Regions from separate parts of the Homo sapiens genome. Here region 1 is linked to region 2. Evidence: chromatin loops called from intact Hi-C (ENCODE). Cell type or tissue: heart right ventricle. All regions are shown on one strand.

Region 1 (5,000 bases), 440 kb before region 2:
CGTACCCAGCCAGTTGCCATATTTTCAAACATACCTTTTAAAGACTCATCAAGAAAACCCATGGATAGGTCATACAAAATTTTTTTCATGACTCAGATTTATTTCCTTTACAAGTTGAAGAAATACAAGTATTTACTCTTTTATTTTTATGCCACAACAAAGGTGTAAATCACTTAGTTGCCTGCTACCTCCCTGACTTTCCATCTTTTTCCGTTAGGGGCTATACAGTTGTCATTTATCAATGACCAGTTGGTTTTATAGGCTTATTATCTCAAGGGGGACTCAGTCAACTATTAGCTAACTCAGTCACATATTATCTTCAAATCTGTGAACTCCTTCACATATTCGAAGTTCAGAAAGGTCACACATAAAGTGAGAGAACTATCTATTTGATTCCTTTCCGGGTCATTCTACACGGCCACCACTATGATTAAACAATGGAAGTGTGAGAAGTCGGAGGGAAATAATTAGGCTGGATAAATACTGTGGCCCCTCACACTGTGCTTCACGCCATGAAAATGTTTCAGGCCAGGCACGGTGGCTCACACCTGTAATCCCAGCACTTTGAGAGGCTGAGGTGGGCAGATCACCAGGTCAGGAGATTGAGACTATCCTGGCTAACACAGTGAAACCCCGTCTCTACTAAAATCACAAAAAATTAGCTGGGCGTGGTGGCAGATGCCTGTGGTCCCAGCTACTCGGGAGTCTGAGGCAGGAGAATGGTGTGAACGTGGGAGACAGAGCTTGCAGTGAGCCAAGATCACACCACTGCATTCCAGCCTGGGCGACAGAGCGAGACTCTGTCTCACCAAAAAAAAAAAAAAAAAAAGTTTCAAAAACCTTTAGGCATACTAAGTTTGCAAAAAGCAAAAATTATACTCTACACATAGCATCTGGCACCCCGGTCTAGATTTTAATGTTAACCAAACAATGGATGAGCAGATCCAAAGTTCCCTGACTATTCAACGGAAAGCAAGATTTTTGTAAAAGCTAAAAGCTACAATAAAATTCAGACTAACAAGATGTCTTATATTTAGTCAATACTTGATGTACGTGGGGATGGATTACATACTGTAAGTCATTTAAACAATGAAATTTCAGCAACCAAAGAAGCAATATAATCCATCTTGCCCAAAAAGTAGCTCCACTAGTATGGCTAAAAACACAAACCATAATTCCATGGGATATTGAATTTATAAAGAGGTATAGATAACACAAGGGTGGAATATATCTTCCTGTGTTTTATACTTCTCTTACATTTGCTTCATCATTAAATATTTTAATAAACATAACAATATAAACTGTTAAACATAATTTTGTAAACAAGAGAATTAAAAAACTTACTAAATATGAATGTACCATATTGATGCTTTAACATTATAAACAAAAGCAGGTTTTATTTTTTTTCCAAGCACACAGTTAGATAACAAGTGATAATTTAATTCAACTGGTATTTGGGGGTTGTGTAGCTTTTAATATATTAATATATGTGGAATTTCTTTTAACCAAATGCATTAGTGACTTTTTAAACCAGGTACAATGAATATATTTAAATAATTTTTAAGAATATAAGAAACAAGAGGGTTTTATAGAGAGATGTTTAGAAAGAAATGAGACTGATTTTTCTTGTGTGTTCTATAAAGCTTACTCTAAAAGCAATTAAGAGAGTTCTTTTTTAAAAAATCTTTAGCATCCATGGAACATGCGTATGTCAGTGCTCCGATTTTAGCCTCCAGCCAAAAACTGCCTCATGATCTTAAACTAACTTGCAATCTCTAAGTTCCAGTTTCCTCATCTGTAAAGATAATAATAGTATTTAACTTATAATTTTGTGAAGATTTTAAAAGATGATAAATGTCAAAAGTTTGGCATAGTGTCTGACTTACTGTAAGCACGTAGTGCCTTCTGGCTGCTTTCATTGTTGTTATCATTATTAATCCCTTTCAAAGTTTATTGGACTTGTTAAAAGTCAATATTTTTACTTGGTATCAAGCAACTTCTGATCTTACCTTTTTAATAACATGATAGTAATTTATCATGGGTAAACAGATTATTTGGACAGACTATTTGGATAGACTATTCCAGTAGCAAACTTCAATGCTTTTCTAATATGCAGATAAAAGTATTTCAAAAAAGGAAAATATATCAGCAATACGAAGAAAACACATGAGGAAGGGTGTTGATAATTTTATATCAAATTAGGAAAAGTTAGCACATTGTAACATTCATAGTACTGAGTGAGTATAGAGTATGCAGGCACTACAAACATTTTTATGCTCAATATTTTGGATTCTCTTTTTTTCATTTATGAAGAAGGAAAGAGTAAAAGAATAAATGGTACCACTGACTTGTTACTGATGACTACACGTTAAGCACTCAAGAACAGCCTGCAAGAGGCCTTTGAATCCTTACTCAGTTGTGCTGGTTTAGAAATCCTTAGGGATTAGCTTCTCATTGACAACTAAGCCTGGGAAATGACTTGAGGGTTACACTTAGTACCCGTTCTTGTTAATAAATATTATAATACTTCTCTAGAAAATTAGATACAAATCCTGAGCAAACCAAAATCCAATTCCAAGAACAGCTTTCAAGTTTGAGAGGTTTTCTATCTGTTCCATGAAAGCACAAGGAGTAAGAAGCATTAATTGCAAAGAGCATTTCGATATAAAGACTCCATGGAGCATTCAGTACTTCCTCTATGTGAATTTTCAGTAGGAAAAAAAATAGGTCTTTCATGAAAAACAATCTCAGACTACTCCCTTCCACTCAGAATTCATAATTATGCTTAATCTGCTGCTCCTCTTGGCTCGCTTACAGGTCCTGTTGGCAGGTAGTGAATACAAAATGAATTTAATGGGGGGTCCCCTGGGAATGGAGCAAAAGTTTTAGCATTTACCGGTTCACAATGGAGAAAGGCCAGCTGTTGGGAGCCCTGAGCTCCACGGCCACAGCTCCCCCAAAGCAGCCACGCACATGGATGGCTGCAGGTCAGCAACCTGGGAAAGAAGAGGCAGCCGCTGGGCAAAGGATGGCCCTAATGTGAGAAAGCGAAACAGGACTGCAAAGCTGCGTGGCTCACCAGCAACAGAGCCAGACAGGCAATCCCTGGTGAGATGTGGCAATGCCCAGCATGGGGTGTGTTCCTGTCTGCTTTCCTTTGGCAGAAGGCTGCCCCAAGGGCAAGTGCTAATGAGAGTGAGGCGCTTGGAGATGGGAGATGCTTGAGTCCATCAAAGAGCTCATTCAGAGCTGCCCTGTCTCCACCACCCACTCAGGAGCTGCTGAACCAGCTTAAGTTACTATCCTCTCCACATTCCTAAAGGTATGGTTACTTACAGACCCACCGGACAGCCTGGGAGTAAAAGAGAAAGCATTTCTCACTCTGTGTGTGTGTGTGTGTGTGTGTGTGTGTGTGTTAGATACTGACATTTTGTGGTGTGTATTTTGTTTGTGTTTATGTGTACTTTAATTTATATTTAAAATAGATTTGAAGGAGTGATAATGCTACCAATTCCAAAGAAAGCTCTTTGTGTCTATCACAATCATTCACTCACTCATTCATCCTTTCATTCATTTAAACATTCTTCAGTATTTAGCGCATTAGATTATAAATCACCTGTGCCCTTTTTAAAAATAAAGTTGTCATCAAACGGAAATTTCTTTCACTGTGGTTTATAAAAACACTCATTCTCAAGCGGCCAGCATTTTGCAGAAATATTCCGTTTTGCTTTATTCTTTGTTTTAGGAAAAAGATTGTTTTAAATGTATTCTTTTTCACTCCTGATTTCTGTAAGCCCTTAATCCTATATATGACATGCATGTATGTATATATGTTTGTATGTGTGTATACATACATTTATTCATTCATAAAATTATTTATTAAACACCTACTATGTGCTGGGGTCTGGCCTAAATGCTGGGTGTGGAAAGAGGAGTAGGACACAGTCCAGACTTTTGAAAGTCTCCCTGACAATGAGAAAACGTGTATGTCAACAAGTCCAATCCTGCAAGCTATTAAAGCATCCAAGAGTAGTGTGTATTAGTCACCACAACAACCCCCACAATATGACTTTTTGCACTGAGGTGGGAGGATCTTAGATAGAAAAGGATGCCTGACTTGGATCCCACTGTTACACTTCAGTTTTAATGAAAAACACCAACAACTATGCGTTTTTCGGATTTATCTCCAGCATCTCTATTTTATTTTGAACAAGCCCCATAATAAAGTCACAGTTAATAAGGGTCACAGAGTATTTAAAGGGCAATAGCCACACTCTTAGTGGGGGCCATAGAGCTCTGGACTGTTCAGATGAAGAGGCCAGGCAGCATGAACTCCAATATGTGCAATTTATACATGAAAAACCTGAGGCCCTCACAGTGAGAAGAAAGGATCATTTGCTTGAGATTAGAATGTCTAGGATCATTTGCATGGGTCCTTAGGCATCTTTAAATTCTATAGAGACCCAAACAGTTCAATATTCAATTAAAAAGAAAAGAACAAAACCCTAGATGATGAGAGCGTGTTTTAAATCATCCCTGGGAAATTTACAAAAAAACAAATCGGACAAAGAGCACGATTTAACATCTTTTCATTACAAGGAACATTTATTACCTATTTTGAGGACCTAGCACTTTTTGTAATAACAGCTGGTTAGATGAAATACAACACACACACCATTTCTTAACTAACACTAAATAATGGCTGTTAAGTCCACTACCCTATCCTCTCAGGTGGTGGTCATTTAGCTGATACCTGTGTCTCTGCAGCCTTGGAAGTTTATTTATTGCTTTGTTCAACAAACATTTATTAAGCATCTCTTTTGTGCCAGGCACTGTGCCTGTAACCTTCAAGAAGTATGGAGATGAAAGAATCAAAAATTATTTGTGTTGGACAAATTGTAATATGAAGTAAAAGTATAGCAATGAAAATATGAATGACACTGATATGGTTTGGCTCTGTAGCCCCACCCAAATCTCATCTCAAATTGTAATCCCCTTGT
Region 2 (5,000 bases):
CGAGGAGGAAAAAAAAATGACATACTCCATATAATATTTTCAATACAAAGTGTGAAAACGTATATTATTATTTGTTAGGGCAAAGGAGAGAGATGCTTCCTATCTTTAGCCTTGATATCAAGGAGTGGTCAGGGGATGGATTTTCCTTCTACTATTTCAACTCAACGCTCTTAAAAGTCAATAGCTATGACCTTGGGAAGAGCACAATGACAACAGAAATGCTAGTATCAAGTTGTTGCATGATCTCTGAGGTGACTTTTACCAATCTTACAACCCCAAGTCCTCATTGCAAGTCTGTAAACTAAATATAACTATTATCATCCCATTTTATGGATGAACAAACCAAGGCTCACAGGGCTTAAGAAACATGCTCAAGGTCATCTAGCTAAGTGACCAAATTCATACATCTTTCCTCGTCTCTATATTATTTCCACTGTGCCTGGGTGCTACTCTTGATGCCTATCATGATATCAAGGATAGGGCCAACTGTTTTTATTATTCCTAAGACTTTTAGAGTCTCAAGTCATCTTTTAAAAGTCTCACTCTGGCTGGGCGCGGTGGCTCACGCCTGTAATCCCAGCACTTTGGGAGGCCAAGGCGGGTGGATCACGAGGTCAGGAGATGGAGACCATCCTGGCTAACACGGTGAAACCCCGTCTCTACTAAAAATACAAAAAATTAGCCAGGCGTGGTGGCGGGCGCCTGTAGTCCCAGCTACTTGGGAGGCTGAGGCAGGAGAATGGAGTGAACCCGGGAGGCAGAGCTTGCAGTGAGCCAAGATCGCGCCACTGCACTCCAGCCTGGGCGATGGAGCTAGACTCCATCTCAAAATAAATAAATAAATAAATAAATAAATAAAGTCTCACTCAAGCTTGGAATCCTTTGTCATTCAAGTTTTTTCTTACCTAACTACATCAGAAATTTTTACATGGCAATAACAGAAACAAACAACCAAAGTGCAAGGTCTTGTGCAAAAAGTGTCTTGAAAGAGTTAATCATTTTATTAGCAGAAAAAAAAGCAAAATAACAAAAACAAAAAACAAAAACAAACTTGGTTGACACACCTGAAAACACTGAAGTTTCTCAAAAACGACTCAATCCACCTGCTTCTGCTGTGAAATATCTGGCCTCATGTTAGGAACAGCTTGCTCGGAAGTGGACTAGATTTGAAACCCTAAATTCCTCCCCTTCGAGGACGCACGTGATTAACTGGATCCCCCAAGACTATTTCCATAAAGCAAACCAGAAAAATGTTCGATTGCTTTTATATTCACTTTGCCCACCATCTTTTTCTCTTTTCTTTCTAATTTTGGTTGTAAAAATGTCAAGGAGTTTCACAATGTAGCAATGTATGAGTTACTAGGCTCTGTGACAATTGAAAATCAATGACATTAGATACACGAAGATGTGCTAATGCTGAGAGTGAACATTTTAGCAGGAAATGGAAGCCAATGTTGTTTTTTTAAAAATATATATAAGAATCTTGACATGTGAAGATGTGCGGCTCCTGTCTTACAAAACGGAAAAGGCAGAATAATTTACTCTAAAATGTGATGGCATGTCATTGCCCTGCTCATTTCACTGTTCCTGCTATGATCATAGTAATTTAGTTGCCAGTAACAATGCACTCACATATTTTCTTATATTAATACCAGAATATACTTTGGGTTACCAATTCAGTACAGCTTATCTAGTAGTTGCTAAGTCAAGAGCAAACCAAAAATCGAGGCCTTAATCTTTATTTTAAAAATCCTTAAATTCCAACTTGTAAACTTTTAAATTTACACATTTCCTTTTTTTTTTTTTGAATTTTTAACACTGAGTCAACAGAAAAGATAGCCACTCTTTTTTCTATTTACCACAAAATGAAAGAACATTCACTGTTAGTTACTCCTAGAAATAACTATAGCTAAGCAGGAATGCCACTTCAGACAAGTGTAAACTATGAATGGAGTAACGTGTAACTTTATGACACCAAATCACCAAAAAATGCAATTTTCTTCATGTTCTAACTGGATTTTCAGTCAATCAAGTGGATTGCCCCATAGTTAATCCCACCCTGTCATTAGAATGGTTGAAATGCCAGACAAATTGTTTGGCAGTCAGTTAATTCAGGCCCTTTAACCACCAAATCAGATGAACCATGTGGCAATGCCATCTACAGCTCAACAATTACCCAGAGAAAAGATTAATCTGATTGTTCCATAGATGAGACCAGAATTACATTCTAACTATTTTGTAGTAACCATAATGGATTGGCAGCCGCAGACTGTTGATAACTACATTATAAAAACAAGTATCAAGCAAGACAAAAACTTGGAATAAAAGATATTTTTGAGCCTTATTTCACACATGACAAACAATCTGTATAAATAGGAATTACTCTCATCTCTTACTCAGATATAAACTTTCTGTAAAGCAAAGGACTTTATACACTCCCCAGTATTCTGACAGGAAGGGGTAAAAAAGCAAGAATCAACTGCATACACTGAACCTGAGGTGAGAAAAAAAAATCCACTTAGTAATATGGTAAGTAGTAATTAATGTGATAAAAATACATAGATTTCTTCAAAAACTCAATAACTGAAATCAATACCAAATTGGGTCACAATTTGCTATTGCTTCTGACCACAGATCAAATAAGAAGACTCTTGCTTGCTTAATTACCACCTCCTAAGAGAAATAAAGAGGTCTTTCATCAAGATTAATTTCATTTAGAGAACCCATCGGTGGGTGTTCAGGGAACAGAATGTACTTGAAGCAATGTCCCTCCACTTTGTTGGGTCATATCTCCACCGGTCCACAAGGCAGAAAGAAAAAATGGACTTTCTTCACTCGATTTTAGTCAGTGGGAGGGAACTGGAACAACTTAATCCTAATTTCACATTTAGATCATTCACGCACTTATGCAGAAGACGGGAGATATTTAACAATCTTTGTCATTTTACCAAGTCCATAGACAGGAAAACTATGGCTCAAAAATGTGTCCGCCCTCTTTAAGTAAGGATCAATCAAGGCTGTTTCTTCAGCTTGTTCATTTACATTTCAGAGGGCGCATCAAGCCAGTTCAGATATAAGTGCCTGTTAGCAAATGTGTTTGGCTTTCTGCTGATTACAGCAGCATCATTTATTTTGTCAGTATTAGAAACGTCTTAGCTTTGCCACCTGGAGCTATAGCACTTACTCATTAGACCCCTGTGTCCCACCACATCCCACAGGGGCTACTAATTACTGGCTTTACTCCATTTAGTCTCATCTCTGATTTAATTACTCGCACTAAGCCCCAGTGAAAAAACTGCAATATGGACCCTCTTACCTTGGCATTCTCCGCTCCGCTCCTCATGCCCAGCGTTGCATAGGCAGTTGCCAATGGGTACCAGCCATTCACCATCTGCCCCACAGTACATTTTTGGCACATCTTTCTCTTCTGAGTTGTTGACACAGGAGCCTCGAACTTCCACCAGGGAAGACGTATCAGCCCCTGTGATGGTGTCAGGAAACTGGGCCAGATTGCGGACTGTGAGTGGACACTTTTTATAGAACACACGGACTGATACCAGGGCGATGCAGGCCCCCACATCCTGAAAAGCCAGGTAAAACCCCTTTTTGCTTAATGGCCCTACATCCCGGATCTCGGTGTTCAGCTTCATGATTCTGTCACCAATGTCCACTTGGGTGAAGCTCTCATCAGCAGCAATGGTGTCAATTTTGACAAACTGGTTCTCTCTGATGAAACGCTCTTTGTCGTTGTCTGATTCATAGTAGTACAGGTTAAACGTCTCCTTGCAAGTCCCCATGACGCCCGGAAGACTATTGCAGTCCCTCAAGGTGAATTTAATCTCAATATACACCCTCTGAGCCCCTTCTCGGGTGATCCAATCAGTTCGTAGCCAGTTATTCTGGCTGGGTTCCATCACATTGCACACTTGGTAGGTTCGGATTGGTGTATTTTTTTCATCCATGATACTCACTTCCTCCCACTGCAAAGATCCAAAGCAGATGTATCAACTACAAAGTTTCATCATGCAGTGATTTGTCAATCCCATTTTATTCTCATAGGACACCTGATTATTTTTCTTTCAATAATGAAGCAAACTACTGAGCACCAATCATCACTAATAAAGGATCTTATGGGAGATAAGACAATATTTTATTGAGGAAGTTTTTTTTTTGTTTGTTTAATTGTTTCAATCTTTTGCCTGAAATCCAGAGGCAATGGTGGATTTACTGCTTGTGAGTTCTCGGCAGTTCCTTGTGGTGGTCCAACAACCTCAAATTCACCTATTACAACAGCTACAATTTCAAGTGGCAACAGTTCAAATTTACTCATAAAGGAAAAACTAGTATGGGTATTGTTTCAACCACTGAGCAGAGACCTGCAAATTAAGGGCAGGAAGAGCAGAGCTTGCCAAAGGAAGACAATTATCAGTTAATTAGTAGTGCTCCTGTCAGAACTTTGCTCTCTAATACCTCAAAAAAAAAAAAAAAAAAAAAAAAGGCAATTGATTTTTTTGGCACCCTCACTACTCTTTAAAGGTGAAAAGAAAATCCCACCATTCTGGTTTCAGTAATCCTAGGAAGACAGGGAGTAAATTTTATGGCTGGATTTCTCAAATATGCTATCATTTATAACAGTAGACAACTTTTCAAGACTGTGTATTCAATTAAAAAATTTGTACATGTTCTCATTTTTAAAACATAGACAAATAACAAAACTAGAAAACAGACATGCTTTGCTTCTAACTCTTCCGTGGACATTAAAAATAAAATAGCAAGTGCTGTTTATGACTGAAGGCCCAAGAAAATGAAAGGAGATGGTAGCATTTTCTTTGCATTCCACTTCCTAACACAAAGAATCTAATGGTAGGACAACTTGCGTCTACCACTGTGACTAAAAGTTTCACTGTCATTATAGCTTTTAAAAATAATCCGAAAAGCAGCAAAACTTTTGGGACTCCTACTAAGCTGGTAGGCAGCCTCAAATTCTTCATTAACATCTA

Evidence for each region. Hi-C counts contacts between places; a loop is a spot of excess contacts. Peaks named below come from ENCODE experiments on the same cell type or tissue, not always from the same donor. Only the 100,000 strongest peaks of a DNase experiment are listed, where the experiment ranks them.
Region 1: it touches region 2 in a loop (5-fold over the local background); 2 of 110 quality-filtered maps call a loop at or near these places.

The regions. Positions count from the first base shown.
Region 1 is chr2:221,121,863-221,126,862 of GRCh38, forward strand. No RefSeq gene overlaps it. Among named protein-coding and RNA genes, the nearest start is that of EPHA4, 450 kb to the right of the region's middle. RefSeq lists an enhancer at 3,031-3,555. In heart right ventricle, no CTCF peak of the experiment used is centred here; a DNase peak (open chromatin) is centred at 2,861; H3K4me3 peaks cover 821 bases; H3K27me3 peaks cover 427 bases.
Region 2 is chr2:221,560,415-221,565,414 of GRCh38, forward strand. It overlaps EPHA4 (EPH receptor A4), which reads right to left. Exons shown (of 18, transcript NM_004438.5): 3 at 3,317-3,980. Among named protein-coding and RNA genes, the nearest start is that of EPHA4, 9.4 kb to the right of the region's middle. In heart right ventricle, no CTCF peak of the experiment used is centred here; no DNase peak of the experiment used is centred here.